Linked DNA regions of Homo sapiens: region 2 is linked to region 1. The links are chromatin loops, found by intact Hi-C in ENCODE. Cell type or tissue: heart right ventricle. All regions are shown on one strand. Each heading gives the region's core, and the rest is flanking DNA. Links, peaks and the distances in the headings are about the cores only.

Evidence for each region. Peaks named below come from ENCODE experiments on the same cell type or tissue, not always from the same donor. Only the 100,000 strongest peaks of a DNase experiment are listed, where the experiment ranks them.
Region 2: it touches region 1 in a loop (3-fold over the local background); 1 of 110 quality-filtered maps calls a loop at or near these places.

What each region holds. Positions count from the first base shown.
Region 1 is chr13:43,264,534-43,270,922 of GRCh38, forward strand. It overlaps ENOX1 (ecto-NOX disulfide-thiol exchanger 1), which reads right to left. Exons shown (of 17, transcript NM_001347969.2): 13 at 4,937-5,044; 14 at 865-921. Among named protein-coding and RNA genes, the nearest start is that of LINC00400, 150 kb to the left of the region's middle. RefSeq lists an enhancer at 5,637-6,138. In heart right ventricle, for the core only: no CTCF peak of the experiment used is centred there; no DNase peak of the experiment used is centred there; H3K27ac peaks cover 2,120 bases.
Region 2 is chr13:43,199,678-43,204,679 of GRCh38, forward strand. No RefSeq gene overlaps it. Among named protein-coding and RNA genes, the nearest start is that of LINC00400, 89 kb to the left of the region's middle. In heart right ventricle, for the core only: no CTCF peak of the experiment used is centred there; no DNase peak of the experiment used is centred there.

The DNA.
Region 1 (6,389 bases), core at 926-4,925:
AGGCTCTCTGTTGTATATAATTAAAACAAGAGTGAACAAGAAATATATAATTTCTCCTAGCTCTAGTGTAATCAGGCATTCATTATCATGTCTAATTCTGTGTTCAGTGAAAAGAACTGCTTAGTAAGCATTTTCTTTGATGAGGATAATCAAATACAGATATCAGAGAGATTTAAAAAAGACAAAATCATCAAACATATGGAGAGGCAATGATCTACAGGGTATAATATTCCATCTGAGACTAAAGAACTTTCAAGGCAAAAAGAACACTTGTTTACTTTTTGACAATTGGATATTCAAGGAACACTAAGAGAGGAAGTCACGGTGTAACTGGGATCTTGTACCATCACACATTATTCTTTATCAAGAAGATGGATGCACTGTGCTACTGTTCTGGGTGAGGAACAGAGAAGGAGTACATTTCAAGGGCTATTCTGAGAGAAGGGGTTTTCTCTGAGACCTTTTCAGCATGTCAGTCATTTAGGTACCACCTTCGCTGGCAGGCAAACTTAATGAATATACATGCAATGCGCAACTGATTACCCTGTCGGGTCTCTTGCTATTTCCCTCCCAGTATATCATCAGTTATAGTTTTGGAAATACAAAGAGCTCAAACAGACTCACTGAAATTAGAATTTTTGATGGTGGGGATTAGCTCACATACTTCTAAATTGACATTTGATAAACTAGGCTGACAATAGCAGTGCCTGTCAATCACATTTTCTTGCCAAACCCATATATTAATCTTAAGCTGCTGACAGGCAGAGCTTCTGATTTCCTTTATGTGGTAGATAAAGTGCTACATCCCCATGTGTTCAACCAACGTCAAGCAAGAAGAACAAATACCAGGTTTGTGGTACCTACATTTGAATCCTCATGGCTGTGGCCATTGGTCTCGACCAATTCCTTGGTACCTTTTAACTGCAAATTTTAAGGAAAAACAACACAAAACAAAAAAATGAATAAGCAAGCAAATCTCTTAAGTATATCATCTTGTTAACTGATTTATCTGAGGTTGCATTTTATAAAACTTCCAATGAGATAAAACAGATGGAGCACATATTTCTAATGAGCCTTATTGGAGCCAGTTTGAGACCAATATTTTATGAAGTTTGATGCCTGGCAAAAGAATAAATGGGTCTTGGTCATTATTTTTTAAATAATAAGATTAGAAAGCAGTTCCATAGGCATAAAATGTATAAAATTGGTTCTTAAGAATAATAAATGATTTCATTTCCTAGTTGGATTGCTATTAATTTAAACCCTGCAGTGTTTGCAAGTTGCCACCAGCAAAATGATGTTATATTAACGATTATTCGTGAATGATGCATTTTCAGCTGCTTTTAACATGCTACTGTGCTACCAGACAGGTCCTCCTTGAGAATATATTTGAATGACTGACATCTCTGGAGGACTAAAGACGGTTGCTTCTTTGGTAGAGAAAGAGTTTGGATGACATCTCCTTGGCCGCTGAGGCATTAGAAGAAATTATATTTCTCTAATGAGATTTTTAGCAGTGAACATTTGAAAACATTTCTCTTTCTCAGAGGCTTAGGAGTAATCAGTTATAAGGAGGTTTCAGGAAACCTTTAATTGTCATTTTATCCTATCCTGACGCAAAACAGACATTTAGAATCAGACGGCAAAGGAAGAGGGTGAGCTGGCTTGCAACTGTTTTGCCAGTATTTTTTCCTGACTTAGGAAAGCAGCATCTCCTCCATTATCTTTTTTATACCTAATACAAAGTATTCATGGTAGGAAAAAATACTTAAGATTTGAAAGAAAATCAATGCACATATACCACCAATGTGTTTGATTCATAACATTGGTTCCTTCTGGCTACTTGTGCATATTAAAATGAAAGCTTCTTTAGTTTTTTAAGGCCAGTCTTAAACTCCCAGCAAAAAAAAGCCCTACCCGCTCCATGCCAAAGAAGGGGTTTTGCCAAAGGAATGGTAACATGAAGAAATTGAGGATCAGGTAGTTGATTATGGACCAAAGGCTCTTTGGCTCATTTCCATATCACTCCCACTTAAGAAAAAAGTCTGCCCACTGTTCTCTAGGGCAACATCATTGATGGTTCTACACACAACAGACACAGGGGAGCATGGGCGATGTATGGCATATATGACAAGGCAGAGGTGTGCCACAATAATAGGAATACTGTCTATTATCACAGGACACAAAAGGACTTTTTAAAATCCCCTCACTCTTTTCCTAGCTGAGGGTTTCTTATTGTAGGTATCCCTCATCTTCATCAACCTCTCTGCTCATCCCACCTTAGGTCCTGTAGCTTGTGCTCCCATGAGTTCGAGTGGGGTTAGCTCAGAAGGTCTTGTTCTTTTTCAGCAGAAGTAGAGGACTATTTTGTGAATGTCTGTTCCACCTTTACGTGTTTACCAACATAAATGTGCCAGTTGCTCTCCTCTCTTTTAAATAAACTCCATTCTTCCCATTCCATGATGTCCTCTAACTCTGCTCTCGCTTTTTCTGCTCCTGTTTATTCTCCCCTCACTCCCTGTCTCCTGGCATTGTTCACTCCGCTGTGCTCCATTGCCAGAACCGTGGAGGAAACCCCTCCCCGCTGCAGCCCACCCCTCTCCTTCCTCGAGCTGCAGCTCCAGGACAGCTGCTGCTTTGTTCTTCTCTCTGCTCCCTGTTCTTCTCTCCTTTAGCTGCTACTCTCCCCCAGGTAGGGCTGAACATCCTGTCTGATGAAACTGAGGTTTGTGAACAAGCTCCAGAGGTAGGAAGCTATCCTCATTGTAAATGAGATGAAAGGCAGGAGTCAGTGGGGCCTGGAGGGACCTAGAAAAGCTGCATCTTCGCAAATGGGAAGACTGAGAGCTTAGGGGTTAGCGTGGCCTTCCCTGGAGGGGCTGGGGCCTGAGGGTGGGAAAGGTCTGCCCTCAGGACCTATCCTTTCTTGTCAGGATTCCCAGCACGGGGCAATCCTGTGAATAGCAACATTCCAAATCTGCAGAGCAGGGTGTATCTTTCCCTGCATGTGTCCATTTGTTTAGGCCACATCTATGTGGGCACTGAAACTGTTTACGCATAGAGTTACTCTACACAAATCCAAAGAAAGCCTCAAAGGCAGTGGTCAGTGGAGGTGAGAGGTGTCATCAGTGCACATCTGTGTGTGGGTACAGGGACATGGAAAGAAACCTGTACCCTGCATGGCCCCTTTTGCAAGAACCACCAAGGGGTAGCAGGTGAGGGGCTCTTGGACAAACAGCTTGGTAATGGCACCAGCACCCAAAAACATTTGGTGTCAGGCTTAAAGATTCTTGGTATCTGTGCTTGTAAAGAGCTATCCCATTGAAATTAATATTGCAGATTTAAAATTCTTCCTTCTCAATTGTATTTTCTAGGTCTTTAATGATTTTAGCTGTTTCGAATCTTCTTCACGTTCTCTTTTTTTTAAAATAATGGAGAGTGAAGTGTGATGTTTCACCCATAATTGTGTGTGCTCTGCTCTTTAAAAATGCATGCCACAACAAGATATATCAATACTTTCAGCAAAACTCAGAATCTATTTTTATGACTAGGGTTTGGACTTCAAAATAAAGGATTTGAGTCATTTAGAGAAAAGAGAAATTCACCCCTCCCCACTCTAGTCAAAGCTATCTAAAAGAAAAAAAATCGGGGTGAGAGAGCAGAAAACAACAAAAGCTCAGAGCTATATCTGGTTGATTTGGAGCAAATTTGGACCAACTCAGTTCCACTTTGCTGGGAGTCTTTTCATAATATAACAGTGGAAAGCACAGTGATTTCAGGTCTCCTCAACTGCAGGTCATTGTGAATTCAGTCAACTAGATTTTTCATTTCAATCTACTATATCTGAAATCATACAGAGTCAGCCTCAGTACAAGTTACTGAATCTATATTCATCATATAAAGATAATTATTAGTTTTATAAAGCATTTTCTTCCAAAGCTATAAAGGTTTATAAACTAATATCTGTACTTTTCTCTCACAAATCACTCATACCTTTGGGAGAAAATAACTAAAAAGATATTTTCTGGACCCCAAACCATTAAAAAAAAATCACTCATAAAGTGACACAGAGCTGACTTTATATTTTCTCAAATGTCACCTTTGAAGTTATGTATACAGTGTAAGGTTATTTATACAATATAAAACGATTATGTGTATGAAAAATTTAAAACAATCTGCATTTGATTACTCACAGAGGGTTGGGGTAACTGTATGCAACTTTTTCCTTCAAATTACCATTCATACATTGTTGGCAGCAAGTGAAGGCCAGAAATAGGAAGGCATTTCAAGAGCTCTCCTGGCTCCTCTCATGTAGATAGTGGGCTTAGATTTCACTCTGCTGCCTGCCGAGTGTTCCATCTTACCCTGCTGTAAGACAATACTTTCCAATCCACTTATCAATGTCAGGCCACACTTTTGTATCAAAGAAAGCCAGAATGAAATGATCAGGTTTACAAACTTCATATAAAAGGTCTGTTGCTCACCATGGTTAGATAAGTACCCTGATGCACAGGGAAGATACTTTTTAAATGTTGCTATGAATCAGTCCTTGTTCATGTGTCTGCAGGAGTCTCATGGGTTATGCTGAACTCATTTTCCTCACTGTTAGACTTAAGAGGAAACCAGCTGCTTACTTTGAAACATACCTCATTGCCAGTATTTTGAAACTTTATCGAAATTTGATTGTCTTCTGGAAGAAACTTTCACACAACACTGGCAGGCTTGGGCAATCTAAACAAGTACAGGAGTGAGGATAGCGATGCTGGGAATGAGGTTATAAATTCCGCATAGCAAAGCTGCTAGGAAGTTTGACAGGGTTCAGACTAATTGTACTGCAGATTACTTTCAGTAAATGTTTGCACGGGTGACGCACAAGGGAGGTATGCAATGGGGTGTTTGGACTGATTCATAAATCAGAGCTGTTTCATTCACTTACTTGTTCCTGCAGGACTTTTAGTAACGCTTGTGTATGGGACTGCTCTTCCTTTGCTTGTTCCAATTCTGACTTTTTGTTGTTTAACTCCTCCTGGATGGTTAGCAATTGCTGTGAAATTAAAGGATATTTAGCATAAGTAGGATTGAAGGTCAGGTGATTTAAAAATATCCACAATACCCATTCAAAATTATGAGTAGAAGATGTTTACAAGTCTTGAAGCTTAATTCAGACCTCAGTTGACCTTGTGTGTTTTCCGCACTAAGTATCAAGGGCATTGCAGTTTTGACACACTTTAGGTTGTTTGTGATACTGATGCACAAAACTTGTTTTCATATTTGTGAAGGCATCATTATATTCCTTTGAGCAAATGCCTATTTGTAAAACTATATAGGATAGTGCTAATACATTACATTCATAGATGAAAAAATTATAATATAGTCAACTTGTCCAACGTTGCTTCATTTCACATATTACAGTAAAGCTAGCTTTACAGTAACTCTATAAAGCTACTTTGCCAAGTGGCTGGGACCACAAAAGATCCTTTTACTTTCTCTGTTATGATGGTGATGTTTTATTAGATCAGTAGGACTGAAGTCCAAACTGCAATCAATATATCAGCTGAGAAAACTGCTGATATAAACTGTCAAAACATCAAGCTATGGCCTACACTGCTATTTTTAAGCAGGGCCACTGTATGGATTTTTGTAAGCCCTGAGCTTCCCTTGCCCTATCAACTGTAACTCATGTGAAGGCTTTCCTTGTCTGCCAAAAGCACAGCGCTGCGCAGTGCGAATTCTTTGGGACATGGTGATATGTTAATATATACATAGGCTGGAGAATACATTCAAGAGCTGCAAAAAGGCCCTGGAAACAGCTCTGACTATTCAGAGCTTCTTGACAACAAAGGACTGGTTCGAAAAGACAGAGTGCATTTCTTCTGCTACTGTACATAACAATTGCTGTACTAATGATCTGGAAATGTTAGTGGATTCCTGCTATGAAGAGACCTGTCTCCAATAGCCAGGCTACTTCTTCAGGGCCTTGACAAGCTGGCTGCAGAGCTGCCTGGCCAGTTCCTAACCATCAAAGCCTGGAGAAACACTGGCACTGGATTTCTCAGGCTTAAACCTACCAACTGGAAGGATTAAATTAAATCTCCAAATCTACTGGTTTGGGGGGATTTTGCAGGGTAGGAAGTACTCAGAAAAACACACTGTGCTTTCCCTGGGACTTGCTTGTTCTGCTAACTACTGTGGCACTGGGTATAAATGTAAGAACCTACTTTGGTCCTGTAGCATAAACAGTGATTTCTTGCAATTTTCTAAAAGCTCAGTGTGTCCTATTTCACCACCTGCCCATGGAATAATCAATCACATGTGAGGTAATGTACACATTCCATATGCGCTCACTTAACAATTTGTGGGATTTAATTGTGCATCATTGATTAAAGTAC
Region 2 (5,002 bases), core at 1,003-5,002, 65 kb before region 1:
TACCAAAAATAAAAATATATATTTTTAAAATTTTTTTTCTTTTCTCGTACTCTGGAGCAGCTGTTCTTAGCCAGTGGAGATTTTGCCCCCCAGGGGACTTTTGGAAATGTCTGGAGTCTTTGATTGTCATGAAGGGGACCAGGGTTGCTGTAGTCATCTAGTGGGCATCTAGAGCTGCTAAACATCCCACAATGCACAGAGCAGCCCCACGAGAAAATACTCGGCTCAAAATGTTAGTAGTGCCGAGGTTGAGAAATCCTGCTGTGGCGGCCCTCCGTGCCTTAAATGAAGAGTAAGCAGCCCCGGTACGGACTGTTACACTGGTGGCAATAACAGCGTAGGAGTCGCATGGCTTCTCGCAGGAGAGCAGGAGGCTCAAATGTATTTTGGATGTTTCCTCTAAGACGATGAATTGGCTTGAATGTCTTGTGTGGTGCTGTCTCACCCAAACCAGGTGTATTTCAGAATTGATTTGAAAATGACTTGGAGACCAGTTCACCTATTGCCTCAGCATGATGGTAACATATAGCCAGGACAGAGTCCATGACAGTAAAATGGCTTTGATGAAGTGACTTTGTTCCTGCTCTTCAGCTGGGGCTTTTGGCTCCTCATTTGATCTCCCCAGTTAGAGTGCAGACTCAGAGTGGCCAAGGGCTGCAGATCCTCCCTTTCCTGGGCCTCCCTCCATTCCTCACAAAGGGCAGGACCTCAAGAAAGAAATGTTTCATAGAGGAAAGTCACCCCCTACTTTAATATACTTCAACAGGCTGACAACCTGAAAAAAAAATTAGGACAGGAAGGAGAAAACCATCTCAGTGATGAATGTTCTAAAATTAGAGTCTACAATGCAGGTATTGTATTTCTTCAGAATATTAATATACCCTCACTGGAATATATCATTGAGATTTCACTGGAAAATTAGAAAGGGCAAGGGAAGAGTTTCAGCCTGAAGGCTATTTTGAATATCTTAAGTGATTGAAATAAACAAATTAAAAAATGAATTTGTTATGTTCGGTACTAGATTTATGACAGGGCAGTACGTTTGAGGTCATTTTTACTGTGGCACATGAGGAAGCCTCAGAAGATTTCTATGTCCCAAAGACTGTTCACAAAAATCTTTTCCAGATTCTTCTAGCTGTATGGGAGCATAGAGAATGGTGTTTCCTATCGAAAGTGTTTAAGAGGCTGTCACTTGCTCAAGATCATTTAGTCAGTGGCTAAGCCAGAACTAAAGCCAGCTTCCTGGCTGTGAGACCATCACCCTGTGCTGCTCTGCATGCCATTTGTCATGGTGTCTGACATTCCACCCTTGACAGGTAGGGAGATAAAGAGATGATAGGTATTTGGAATCAGGCAGATGTGAGGATACAGCACAGTTTTGCTCCTCCTTTTCTGTGGGGCTTACTTAACTTTTCTGATTCTTGGTTTTCTCATATGAAAGTAGAGAAAATAATTATTATTAGTGGTTTACTTAGCTGTGTCATGAAAACGTCTAGGCCTCGAAAAGCTCCTTACTATAATGCAATTATTACAGTGACTTTTTATAACATAGACGGGTGTTACTCAGATTGTGATTCACGAAACAGTTCTCAAGATGTGTTTAAGATTTTCAATAATTAATGTGTTTCATGGCTAAATAATTGTAGGAGACACCAGTTAGGTCAAGGTAAACAGAATAGGAATTCTTAGAGCCTTCAATAGGCTAATGGGTATGACTTAATAAGAGAATGTAATAAGAAGCATTTCACAAATATGTATGACCATAGAACTTTTTTTAAGTGGAACATCTGATAATATCTTGTGGGATGCTAGTTTCCATGGGACACAGTTTGGGAATTATGGTAGGTTGATTATATTGATGTGTCCACTCCTTTTTTCTGGGCTCAGATACGTGACTTATTTTGGCTGATCAGCAGTTAACTGGCATGATGCAAGCAGAGACTGAGAAAGTCCTTGTGCATTGAGGCTTGCTGTCTTGCTGCTCTTTATAACTACAAATCTTAATCTTCCCTGGCTCCTTCATCATAACTGTTGTATCGAACCCCTGTAGACTCCACTGGGGATGGTACCAGGTTCAAGAGGCTGAAGAAGAGACCCAGAGCCAGGGAATGAGACATGAGATTTTGCTGGGGGCTTACATACGGGGGAGAGAGTCCAGTGTTGACGGGCTGGACAGAATTATTGCATGGCCTAGTGGTGGTGGGCTGGGCAGGAGAATCACAACTGCTTGCAAAAAAACGTGTGGCTTTTATAGCATTTTCACTTAACACCCTTTACCTGACAGCCTCCACTTGGCAACTTTCATGCAACCCCAATCTCCATGTTTCACTGGACAGATAGGGAGCTCAGATGTTCCTCATAGACAAGGAATGAATCTCCAGATTGGCCACTCCCAAATCCCCTAGCTCAGAACACACATTCAGGTGCACCTGCCATATAGGGTCATTCTCAGGGTGTGCTTAAGTTAATGCTGTCGGTTGGCATTTACCATGTGCTAACCATGAGTATATGCTAGGGTTAGCCTCCTGGAAGAATGAGAAAGATGTGGGGGGAGAGTGGGATTGACAAAGCTGAGGTCATTTGACCTTATTGCCCCAAGATAACCACTAGCCAACCACCATCAGAAATGTGAGTCTCAGCTGAGAGCCAACTGACCTAGAAAACATATAAGTGAGCCCAACTAGGATCAGGAGAATTTTCCAACTTAAATTACAAACTTGTAGGCCTGTGAGCCAATCAATGATGGTTGTTTTAGGCCACTCATTTTTGTGTGGTCAGTTATGCAGCATTATGTGTAGCAATGTAAAGCTGATACAGGAATTAGAATGGAAACTGATAGGAAAGTGGAATGTTCACACTCTGGCCCCAACTCTTTCTTTTATTCCCATAGGTAAAATACACTCTCTCCCTCCTCCCAAGATCCTTAAAGGTCTCATCTAATCATTCCATCAGGCTCAAGGTCCAGGATCTCAAGGTGTTAAACAGGTCCTAATGCAGTTCCTTGGGTACAGTTGCTTTGAGTTGAAGATCTATGAGTGAAAAAGATAAGAAATCTGACCTTCAAACCTAATGCAATAGGGTAAGAAAGGACAGAATAAGTATAGTAGACAATCTTATTCAAAAAGGGAAAGAATGGAAAGCTAGTAAGAGGCACTGGCTCATAGCAATCCTGAATTCCATCCCTGAAAATGCTGCCAGGACCTTCTCTTCCAGAGGAGGGAATATTCTTGATTAGGCCTCGGTTCTGCCTCGTGGAAGTGACTTCCCAGTCCATTGTTTTCTAAGGCTGTGTTCTGTACCATCTGGGTTGTCTTTTCTACCCCCTTGGCTACTCCTGTGTGCTTTAAACAACTTTCTTAGCCTGTTTCCAGATTGTGGAAATTAGAGACCTAGAGGTTTTCTTACATTTTGAATAGTCTCAATATCTTTTAGTATAAACTGGTGATCCTTTTGTCAATATAGTACCATCAAAACTTTTGTGAGTTTCTTATAAATCTAATGGGCCAAAAGCAACACCTACAATAGTTTTAGAGCTAGATCTCTCTCTAGATTCAACCATGGTTATTTGGGCAAGTTAAGTACTGTGAGACAGTGCTCTTAAAACTCCTAGTAGCACATTTGTTGAGCTTAGAGGATCTGCTGTTTTCTGTCCTGTTTCTTTCCAGGGTCTTAATAGACGGTCTTAAAGCAAGTATTTGATTAGATCCTTGTCTCAGGCTATATTTTACTTTAAGACTCTTTTGCCAGCTGAAGAGACAGATGAAAAGCAATTTTCTTTTCCAACCAAGAAGTCCTAGTTCCCCTATGGTCTCTCTCAATTTGCTTAGGCACTGGACAGTTATTTTTCTAGCCCTTTCATTTCTTATAGAATCTTACCAGTATGCAGCAGACACTTTCAACATTATGCCTGGAAATGTTATTGCTCAAATCTCAAGTTTATTAGGCACATTTTCTACCATCTGAATTGACACATGTAGCAGTTTTCTCATTTTTTTGTTACTGCATAACCCATGCTGTCATCTTTCCATTCTCTTGTAGCAGTTTCCTCATAATTTTTCTAGCCTCTGCCCATTTTTTTTTTGTTATAGCAGCCCCCTAATTCTAGATAACAGTTTCAATGTTAGTTACTTGTTGCCACAAATAATGTTGCATGACAAGTCACCCCAAAATTCAGTGGCTTAAACAATCATTTATTTAGCTCACAAGTCTGCAGATCAACTATTGAGGCTGCATTGTTCTTGTCTCTGACATATTTTCTTGAGGAATCAACTGACCATCAGCAGATCCAGATGGCCTTGGCTGGGGCCACTTGGCTAAGCTGCACATATGTGTCATGGCTAGCCCAGTGAGCTAGCCCAATGCATTCTCATTAGCAGTGTCTGAGTACAAGAGTATGCAAACCTAACCATGCAAGAGGGCAAGCACAAATGCACAGAGGCTTCTCCAGCTTCTGCAGCCGTCTCATTGGCCAAAGCAGCATAAATGATCAAGTCCAGAGCTGGAACAGGACAAGATTACAGTGTTACAGAGCAAGAGGTATGGATATAGATAGACCATTAAATAGTGCCGTTAATAACCTCTGTATGCCATAGAAATTATTTCTGTGTAAATATAAGAATTTCTGCCAGGTGTGGCGGCTAACACCTGTAATCCCAGCACTTTGGGAGGCGGAGCAGGCAAATCACTTGAGTTCAGGAGTTAGAGACCAGCCTGCCCAACGTGGTGAAACCCCATCTCTACTAAAAATACAAAAATTAGCTGGGCGTGGTGGCAGGTACCTGTAATCCCAGCTACTGGGGAGGCTGAGGCAGGGGAATCTCTTGAACCTGAGAGGTGGAGGTTGCAGTGAACAGAGATTGCACCACTGCACTCCAGCCTGGGCAACAGAGTGAGACCCTGTCTCAAAAAAAAAAAAAAATTCCTGAGTTAGAACCTTGTGCCAGTGCCTCTCTGGAACAGAGTTCACTGATGTCCTTGTGGGTTAACGGTGTCAGTTTATTTT